Linked DNA regions of Homo sapiens: region 2 is linked to region 1. A link is an interaction called in ENCODE POLR2A ChIA-PET data of the cell type or tissue named here. Cell type or tissue: Panc1. All regions are shown on one strand. Each heading gives the region's core, and the rest is flanking DNA. Links, peaks and the distances in the headings are about the cores only. Region 1 overlaps AHDC1 (AT-hook DNA binding motif containing 1). Region 2 has its middle 11 kb from the start of FGR.

What was found. ChIA-PET counts read pairs that join two places held together with the same protein. Peaks named below come from ENCODE experiments on the same cell type or tissue, not always from the same donor. Only the 100,000 strongest peaks of a DNase experiment are listed, where the experiment ranks them.
Region 2: POLR2A ChIA-PET joins it to region 1 with 5 read pairs; 4 of 35 experiments call an interaction of 5 or more read pairs at or near these places.

Annotation. Positions count from the first base shown.
Region 1 is chr1:27,578,929-27,583,318 of GRCh38, reverse strand. The region is part of intron 3 of AHDC1 (AT-hook DNA binding motif containing 1); the gene reads left to right. Among named protein-coding and RNA genes, the nearest start is that of AHDC1, 23 kb to the left of the region's middle. RefSeq lists an enhancer at 1,345-1,874. In Panc1, for the core only: no CTCF peak of the experiment used is centred there; no DNase peak of the experiment used is centred there; H3K27ac peaks cover 323 bases.
Region 2 is chr1:27,644,315-27,648,704 of GRCh38, reverse strand. No RefSeq gene overlaps it. Among named protein-coding and RNA genes, the nearest start is that of FGR, 11 kb to the right of the region's middle. In Panc1, for the core only: no CTCF peak of the experiment used is centred there; no DNase peak of the experiment used is centred there.

The DNA of each region.
Region 1 (4,390 bases), core at 216-4,215:
CTGAGGTGAGAATGAACGCGGCTTAGGGCTCAGAAGTGGGAGGAAATTGCTGAGTGAGATCAGGATGAGGATTGGGAGGGCTGGTGGCCTCAAGGACATAGGGAGGGTGACAGATTCGAGAGGCTTAGCTAATGTAGAAATAGAAATAAACGGCCAGGCATGGTGGCTCACGCCTGTAATCCCAGCACTTTGGGAGGTTGAGGTGGGCGGATTACCTGAGGTCAGGAGTTCGAAACCAGCCTGGCCAACATGGTGAAACCCCATGTGGTGGCAGGCACCTGTAATCCCAGCTACTCGTCAGTCACTTGAACCCAGGAGGCGGAGGTTGCAGTGAGCCGAGAGTGCGCTATTGCACTGCAGCCTGGGTGACAGAGGAAGACTCCGTCTCAAAAAAAAGAGAAATAGAAATAAACCCCCATCTGGACAGAAACTACAGTATAGTGATCAAGAAGGCAGGCTCTGCAGTCCAATCCTAGCTAAGTTGTGTCCCACCATGTGAACAGGGCAAGTCAACTGAACATCGCATCTCCAAAACACAGGGTCATCAAAGTACCTGACCCCTCCGATGAGATGCTCTGTGAGGAGTGCTTAGCACAGTGCCTGCCATGCAGTAAGCACTTGACTCATGCATTCATTCCTTAACCATCAAGTGCACACTTGATGTCAGGCACTTTTCTAGGACACACAGCAGTGAACAAAACAGACACAAATCCCTGCCCTCAAGGAGCTTACATTTAGAGGGTAAAACAGACAGTTAATGTAAAAACAAGTGAAATAAATGGTCGTTAGATGGTGATATGTACCAAGGAGGAAAATGAATCAGAGAAGGGGCATTGGGCATGCCCACATTACAGGGTTACTGCAGTTTTAAATCAATGTACAGATGGAGGCTGTTGTTACTCTTATTTGTATAGCAGGTTTTAGTAGAAAAAGCACCTTCCAGTTTACAAGGCAGTTATTCCTTGTGAGAATCAAGTGAGATACAGGTATTGCCATCCCAATTTTATAGATAAGGACAGTGTGGCTTGAAGACAACAATCTGACTGAGTCAAGAGTCATGACTTTGAGGACAGTGCTATACCTGCTAACTCCCTGTGGGATTCGCTGTTCTGTTCCTGAAAGTCTAGAGGATAGATGAAAAGAGATGATGGGAATTGGAGGGGTGTGGGCAGTGCCGAGGTGGGTCAATGTCCAGGGATGGAGCTGCGCTGGAGAGCAGGGGCAGAGGCCTGTTTCCTGGAGCCAAGCCTGGCCAGCTTCTGCTGGTCTGGCGGAATCAGGGTGAGTTCAGAGGTTGGCTGGACCCAGAGGCAATCCCAAGGGCATAGCAGGGGAGGCCTGAGACACTGTGTGATTGAGCAAAGGGGCAGAATCTGTCCAGAACGGAGTGAGTGTGTGGGTGGTGTTGAGACTCAGGGGAGGGGAAGAGAGGAGAGGAAGAAGTCAGCCCCGCTGACCAGATGAGAGAGAACAGCCAGGAGGTTGGTGGGGCCAAAGCTGGCTCTGAAGGCCCCTGAATGTCAGGCTAAAGACCTTGGCCTTGATGTTGTCGTCAGCAGTAGGGAGCTGTTAAAGGTTTCAGGGCAGACACGCAGAGTCATGAGAATGGGATTTGAGGAAGATGTAGCTAGCTCGAGGTGGAAGAGATTCAGAGGAGGTGACTGGAGGTGGGGGAGCCCACCAGGAAGCTGTCATGGCCAAGTAGGTGAGACATGATGAGGTCAGATCAGAGAGACCACTTGGACTGGAGGAAGGAGTAGGGCCTGGGAGAGGATACCCCTGGGTTCTGGCCTTGGATCTGCCCAGATTTTCTGAGGGTCCCTTCTTTATTACACACCTCTATTTTCCCATTTGGATTGAACTAAAGGCGTGCCTGCCTTTTTTTTTTTTTCTCTTGGTTACCATTTTGGCTAAGGACCCATTTTGAGAAGATGATGAGACCTAGGGGCTTTCTCTCCAGAAAAATTTTTTTTAAAAATATATTTTTTTAAAGTTTTGAGCCTGGGCAACATAAAAAATTAAGTAGCCAGGTGTGATGGCACATGCCTATGGTCCCAGCTACTTGGGAGGCTGAGGTGGGAGGATTGCTTGGGCCCAGGAGGTTGAAGCTGCAGTGAGCTATGATCACGCCACTACACTCCACCCTGGGATACAGAGCGAGACCCTGTCTCAAAAACAAAAACAGGCGGGACGTGGTGGCTTACACCTGTAATCCCAGCATTTTGGGAGGCTGAGGTGGACAGATCACCTGAGGTCAGGAGCTCGAGATCAGCCTGGCCAACATGGTGAAACCTCGTCTCTACTAAAAATACAAAAATTAGCTGGGCATGGTGGCATGCACCTGTAATCCTAGCTACTCGGGAGTCTGAGGCAGGAGAATCGCTTGAACCCGGGAGGCGGAGGTTGCAATGAGCTGAGATGGCACCACTGCACTCCAGCCTGGCGACAGAGCGAGACTCCATCTCAAAAAAAAAACCCAAGTTTTTGGTTGGTTAAAATGTTGTGAGGTTTATAAACCTGTGAAGTCCATCTATGGAACTAAGCTAGATGATCAATAGTAATAAAAATAGCAGCTAGCATTAAATGCTTATTATGTGCCAGGCACTGGGCAGAGCAATATACCTCATGATCTTGTTAAAGCTATACAACAACCTGTGAAATAGTTACCATTTTACAGACGAGAAAACTGAGGAGGCCTAGAGAGATGAAGTGGCTTGCCCAGTCAGGGTTGGAAGTTAAGCCTGGGCTTGTCAGATCCAGACCCTGAGATCTTAACCACAAAGGTTAGCCAAGGATTCTAGGATTCAGGAAGAAGAAATGGCAGGGAAGGGGACAGGTATGGGAGGGTTTTCAAAGAAAGCCGTGGAGATAGCAGAGCAGGAGAAAAGGGAAGAGGGGTAGTGGTGCCAGCTCAGCTCTGAGGAGAGACGACGCATCAGGTAGTTGGAGGTAAGGGGCTGGAGATGCGGATTTCATTTAGAGCCCCCTGGCCTGGCTTCCAGAGGGCTTGGTATCTGTCCCACATGACCCCCAGCTAAGTGACCTGCTCTGGAGCCTGCTGGGAAGGGGTGGAGGTGGGGCCACTCTATCTCTTGGCCTCATTATATTTTGCCCCCTTGTTCTGGAAGGGCTTACCCCTAACTCTTTGACTCAGCCTCCAGTGCTGTCTCTGGAATCTACCCTCCCTCCCACATCCCAAGGCCATCAAGAAGGGCCCATGGGCCTTGATCTCTCTAGGGGAGTTAAGAAGTAGAGACACCCTTTCCATCCCAGAGAGGAGTCCTGGGGCCCATCTGCCGAGATCAGAGTAGGATTTGGAACCCAAGCACCAGGGAACCAATGTTAGGCTCTGGTTTTAGATCCTGGCGGGCAGCACTGTCTAGAACCACAGCAGGAGGTGATCTAGATTAGACTAGGCCATGGTCTTGGGCTGGAATCTAAATTTATAGTGGGTTGGATTTGTTGCTCATCTAAAATGGTCATTCTGGAAAGTAAAAATTTTAGACTTTGTAAGCATTCAGTCTCTGTCATGAGTAGTACTTAACTCTGCCATTGCACCTTGAAAGCAGTCATAGACAGTGCATAAGCGAATGAGCATGGCTGTGTTCCAATCAAACTTGAATTATAAAAACAGACAACAGGCCATGGACCATAGTTTGCCAACCTCTGATCTAGAACCTTATTCCTCCTGAGGGGTGTGTAGATTTTAAACCTAATTAGACAGTGATCTAAGCAAACAATGTTGACATGTCAGGCTGGAACCTAGATCCATGGCAAGTTAACATGAAAGGTGATCTATAGTCACACTCTTGCTGGGATCTAGATATTGGGGATTGATGAACAAGAAATGCACTAAATAGTGTGTATAAAGCAGACTAAGCCATCATCTCTGGCTGAACCTAGATTCACGGAAAACTGGGGTGGGGTGGTGTGGGGTGGTGAGATTTAGACTAACACATAAGGCTGTGGTCTAGATATGAGAAAGTGAGTGAGCTAAAGTCACACAGATACGGATCCAGAGAAGGCAAAGCTTTAGTCCAAAGCCAGAACCCACAAGACCTAGAACACCAGCCTGGGCAACGTAGTGAGGCCCTGTCTCTACAAAAACGTTAAAAAGTTAGTTGGGCATGGTAGCATGTAGTCCCAGCTATGCAAGAGGCTGAGGTGGGAAGATTGAGCCCAGAAGATTGAGGCTGCAGTGAGCTGTGATTATACCGCTGCACTCTAGCCTGAGTGACAAAGCCAGACACTGTCTTAAAAAAAAAAAAAAAAAAGATTTAGAACAGGACTATCCAGTAGACACATAATAGAAGCCATATATGTGTCCGGGTGTGGTGGCTCACGCCTGTAATCCCAGCACTTTGGGAGGCCGAGGCAGGTGAATCACAAG
Region 2 (4,390 bases), core at 97-4,096, 66 kb before region 1:
CCTCCTCTGAATAGTGGGGTTGGGGATGATCTCATCAGGTGGCAGGGTGGCCGTGAGGATGCAGAAGAGGGCAGATGGCAAAGTCAAAGGTGCTATGCCCTGTGTGGGAGCCAGCCCTGGCCCACCTGAGGATGAGGAGGAAGTTCTCCCTGTGCAGCTCCAGGTACTCCTTGCTGCTATGGCTCCTCCCATGCCAGTGGCAGGAGTGATCCAAGAGGCTGAGGGTCAGGTCCTTGCTGTGTTCCATGAAGTCTGGCCTGGGGTTCCCTGGCACGCAGTGGTGTACCTAGGCTGAAGAGTTTCAGTTTCATGCAGAACACATCTTGGGGTGGGGGCACAGGGGCACCCAGCATATTACATCTGCTCCCACCCTGAGCCAGAGGGGCTGAGTGCCTGGTGTGGGGCCTTGGCCTGCTCATTGAGTCACTATATTCTTGGACTTCTCTGGACCTCAGTTTCCCCATTTGTAGAATCGGGATAATGGGCCGGGAGCAGTGGCTCACGCCTGTAATCCCAGCACTTTGGGAGGCTGAGGCAGGCAGATCACTTGAGGTCAGGAGCTTGAGACCAGCCTGGCCAACATGGTGAAACCCCATATCTACTAAAAATACAAAAATTACCTGGGTGTGGTGGCCGGCACCTGTAATCCCAGCTGCTCGGGAGGCTGAGGCAGGAGAATCACTTGAATCCGGGAGGTGGAGGTTGCAGTGAGCCAAGATTGTGCCCGCCACTGTACTCCATCCTGGGAGACAGAGTGAGACTCTGTCTTAAAAATACGTGTGTGTGTGTGTGTGTGTGTGTGTGTGTGTGTGTGTGTGTGTGTAGACAATGAAATTGACCGTACGGGAGAGTCTTTCAAAATTAACCTGGTGCTAGAGACCACCTTTCTCTAGCTTGTGGTCCACTCCATCCTGCCCTCCTCCTTCTCCCGGCCCTGGTGATGTTAAGCAAGGGGGTCTCTCCTTCGGACTGGGGGTTCCCGAAAACACAGCTTTATATCTTTCCTCAAACAGGGGGCAGGGCTATGTCTCTTCCGTGAGAGCTCCAAAGGTAGTATTGTCTAACAGTGACGGTGTACTTACATGTCAGGCACTTCACATGTGTCAGCCCAATTCATCACATCACATGGGTTTTTACTAATATACCCATATTACAGATGAGGAGACTGAGACTTAAAGAGTTTATGCAGCTTGTTCAAGGTCATCCAGACAGTAGATGGAGGAGTCAGGATTTGTCCAGAGGCCCATTTCAGGGTTATGGAGAGGAGGCAATGTTAGTCAATTCAGACAGACCCTGGGCCACGCCCCAGCTGTTTCACTCATGCACTAGCTGCGTAACCTTGGGAAAGCCTCTGAAATTCTCTGGCCTCAGTTTCTCTATCCATATAACAGAGTGATTCTACCACAGGGAGAGAATGTGTGTAAATGTCTAGACAGGATATGGCACACAGTAAGTGCTCAATAAGTGGTGTTTCCTTCTCCCTTCCTTCTTTTGCTCCTCTGGTAGGAACTCCAGGCCTGAGCATATGCCAAGCCAAACTGGCCTCCTGTCTCAGAGGGACAATTTTGTGTTCCCTCCTCTCATACTGATAAGGCTTAGGGGACCACTGAGAGCCCCCACTCCCAGATTGCCTTGACTCCCAGGGAGCTTGAGTCACCTGGCCGGTGAGGGGACAGTCTCCAGGCTGATGGGGACACAGCCCAATTCGGGGGGAGGTCCTGGCCCCACACCTGACACTGACTGAGGAACCACAGCATTGTGCCACCTCATTGCGCAGCTGGGGCGTGGCTGGGGCGTGTGGATACAGGAGGCACAGAGTTGGTGCTCTGGAAGGGAGCGTGTCAGGGGTTCTAGCCTATGTCAAGTTAGCCCCTGGGGCCACTCACTCTAGGGAAGGTGGAATGTGTTGTGGTGTGAACAGCAGCTGGTGAAGTTGGCATAGTTCCGCTGGTGCTTGTCAAAGCGAGAGCCCAGTAAGTAGCTAAAGCAGTGCCTGGTGTAATGGATAGGAATTGTCCCCTGGGGGGTTGATGTCACCCAGAACTGGCACTAATCTCTTCCCTCCATCACCCACTGACACCCTTTCTAGTATCAAGCACTCCTGGCCCCCAAGGTCCTCAGATCTCACAAGTTACGGGAGGTCCAGGAGCCACTGAGACAAAGCCCAACAGAGCGCCCATACTCAGGAAATTAACAAGCCTCCCATCAAAGCAGGAGAGATGGAAGTAGACTGCAAAGACACCCCTGGAAGCAGAAGGTTCTGTGCCCAGGAATGCTCCCTACTTCATCTGGGAGTCCCACTCTTGGGAGAGAGCTCCGGGGGAGGGAAGGGAGACTTCCCTGCAGGCAGAGGGATGGCCAGGTTGACCTGGTCCTTACCTGGAAGCCCCAAAGCTCAAGCAGGATGCTCTGCATTGGGTGCCCTGGGACTGGCTGCTCCTTAGTGCCACTGACTTGGAAATAAACAGCAGACATCCCCAAGGCCATGATCCCTGGTGTCACATTTTGGCACATGCAGAAGGACTGCTGTGGCGGAGCTGGAGGGCTCAGTCCTGACCTGCCCTGGTGGACAGGAGAAAGCAGAAGACTAGACTCCCAGGGACCCCCAGGATCCTTGACCTGCAGACTCAGGGCTGAAGGGGGCTCCCTGGGCAGCCTCCAAGGGCATACACCTTTCTCACTCACCTCTGAAATATACCAGCCTACCCTGGAAGATTCCAGCGTCTCACTGAAATACTCTAGGTCCTCTCCCACTCCCCATAATATGCCTGAAATAACCCAGCCTTTGTGAAACTCTTTAGCCCCCACTGTGCAATACTCTGATCGTCGCGGAAGTTCTCCAGCCCCTATGGCAAACCTCCACTCCACTCTTAAAGTCCAGCCTCAACTTGAAATTTTTGCTCCAACTTTAAATATTCCAATCCCCTTGAAATATTCCAGCACCCATTCGAATACTCTGCACTCCACTTTAATACCCCAGCCCTCACTCCCACCCCCAGTGAAAATCGCCATTCCATCACCTCCAGCCCCTCTATAATGCTCTGTCCTGCCCTGAGGGAAGGATGGACTCCACGGCCTCCCCAGAGTGCACTACGGTGGTCCTCACTCTGGTCCCTGCTTGTTCTCATGTCCTCGTAGGCCTCAGATGGCTCCTGGACGTCAGTGTAGGGATGCGTCAGCACTCCTGGTGGGAGGGGGCTGTGTGATGACCCCACTGGCTTCCTCACTGCACTCCAGGCAGGTAGAGTCCACCCACTCTAGAAACCCTCCTCCCACCCCCAGAATAAGAGTCTCACTGACCGTAAATATGGCAGCAGTCACTGAAAGTTGGGGGCACCCAGGCCCTGGGGGATGGCACACTCCTGACCTGCCAGGTTGACTTGTTGTGAGCCCCCTGGGGTGGGTCAGCCCCAAGAGGTAGTCCCACAGGCTCAGCCGCCGTACTTGGCCCAGGTTCCCCATCGTGCTGCACTAAGATACCTGTCCTGTGGCTCCATGGGTCTGCTAGGCCAAGGCCAAGCTGCCTCCAGCCAAGGAGCACAGTGACCCAGCACAGGCTCTGGGTCATCAGGGAGCAGAGTGGGGCCCCTGGGACAGGCCAGTTGGCCTGCCTGCCCTGCTTTGTGTTTGGCAAAGCACCACCCCCTGGGATACTCCCTTATGTGAGAGTGAGCGTAGGCAGAGCCTAGCAATCTGTCTATAAAGTGGCTGCATGGATGAGGGACATTATTATGGGTTCTACAGCTGAAGGGAACTGGGTTCCAAGCCCAACTCTGCTGTGTTACCTTAGGTAAGTCACTTTCCCTCTCTGAGCTACAGTGGCTTCACCTTTGAAGCAGAGATAATAACTGTACCCTTGTCTTGCCCCTTACCAGTTTGCTTCAAGGCTCAAGTAAGATATTGGTTATAGGATTTATCTGTCATTTGACAAATATGTATTGAGCACCTACTATGTGCCAGGCCTACTCTAGATCTAGACATGTGGTATTTAGTATCTCTCTCTGCATAAAGCAGCTTGTGATGATGAAGAGACTAGAATCTGGGGTGGTGATGGGAGAGATTCCAAAACTCCTCATCAGACCTCCCTCCCTGGCTCCTGACAGCTTTTTGTATACCCGCTATGTACAAGATACTTTCGAAGCCATCATTTCCTTTACTCCTCATCCTGATAATCAGATATTACTGTTCTAGTTTTATCGGTGTGGAAACTAAAGCCCAGAGTTGTTAAGACATTTGCCTAAGATCACACAGCCAGTAACTTGTGGGTCCTAAATTTGAGCCACGCTGCCTTTAGCAAGAATGGAGGTGAGAGTATCACCACAGCATGTCCACACTGTGGGGTGATAAGCTGGGTCTGTTCCTGGGGGGTCCTGGCAGGGGCCTCAGCCAG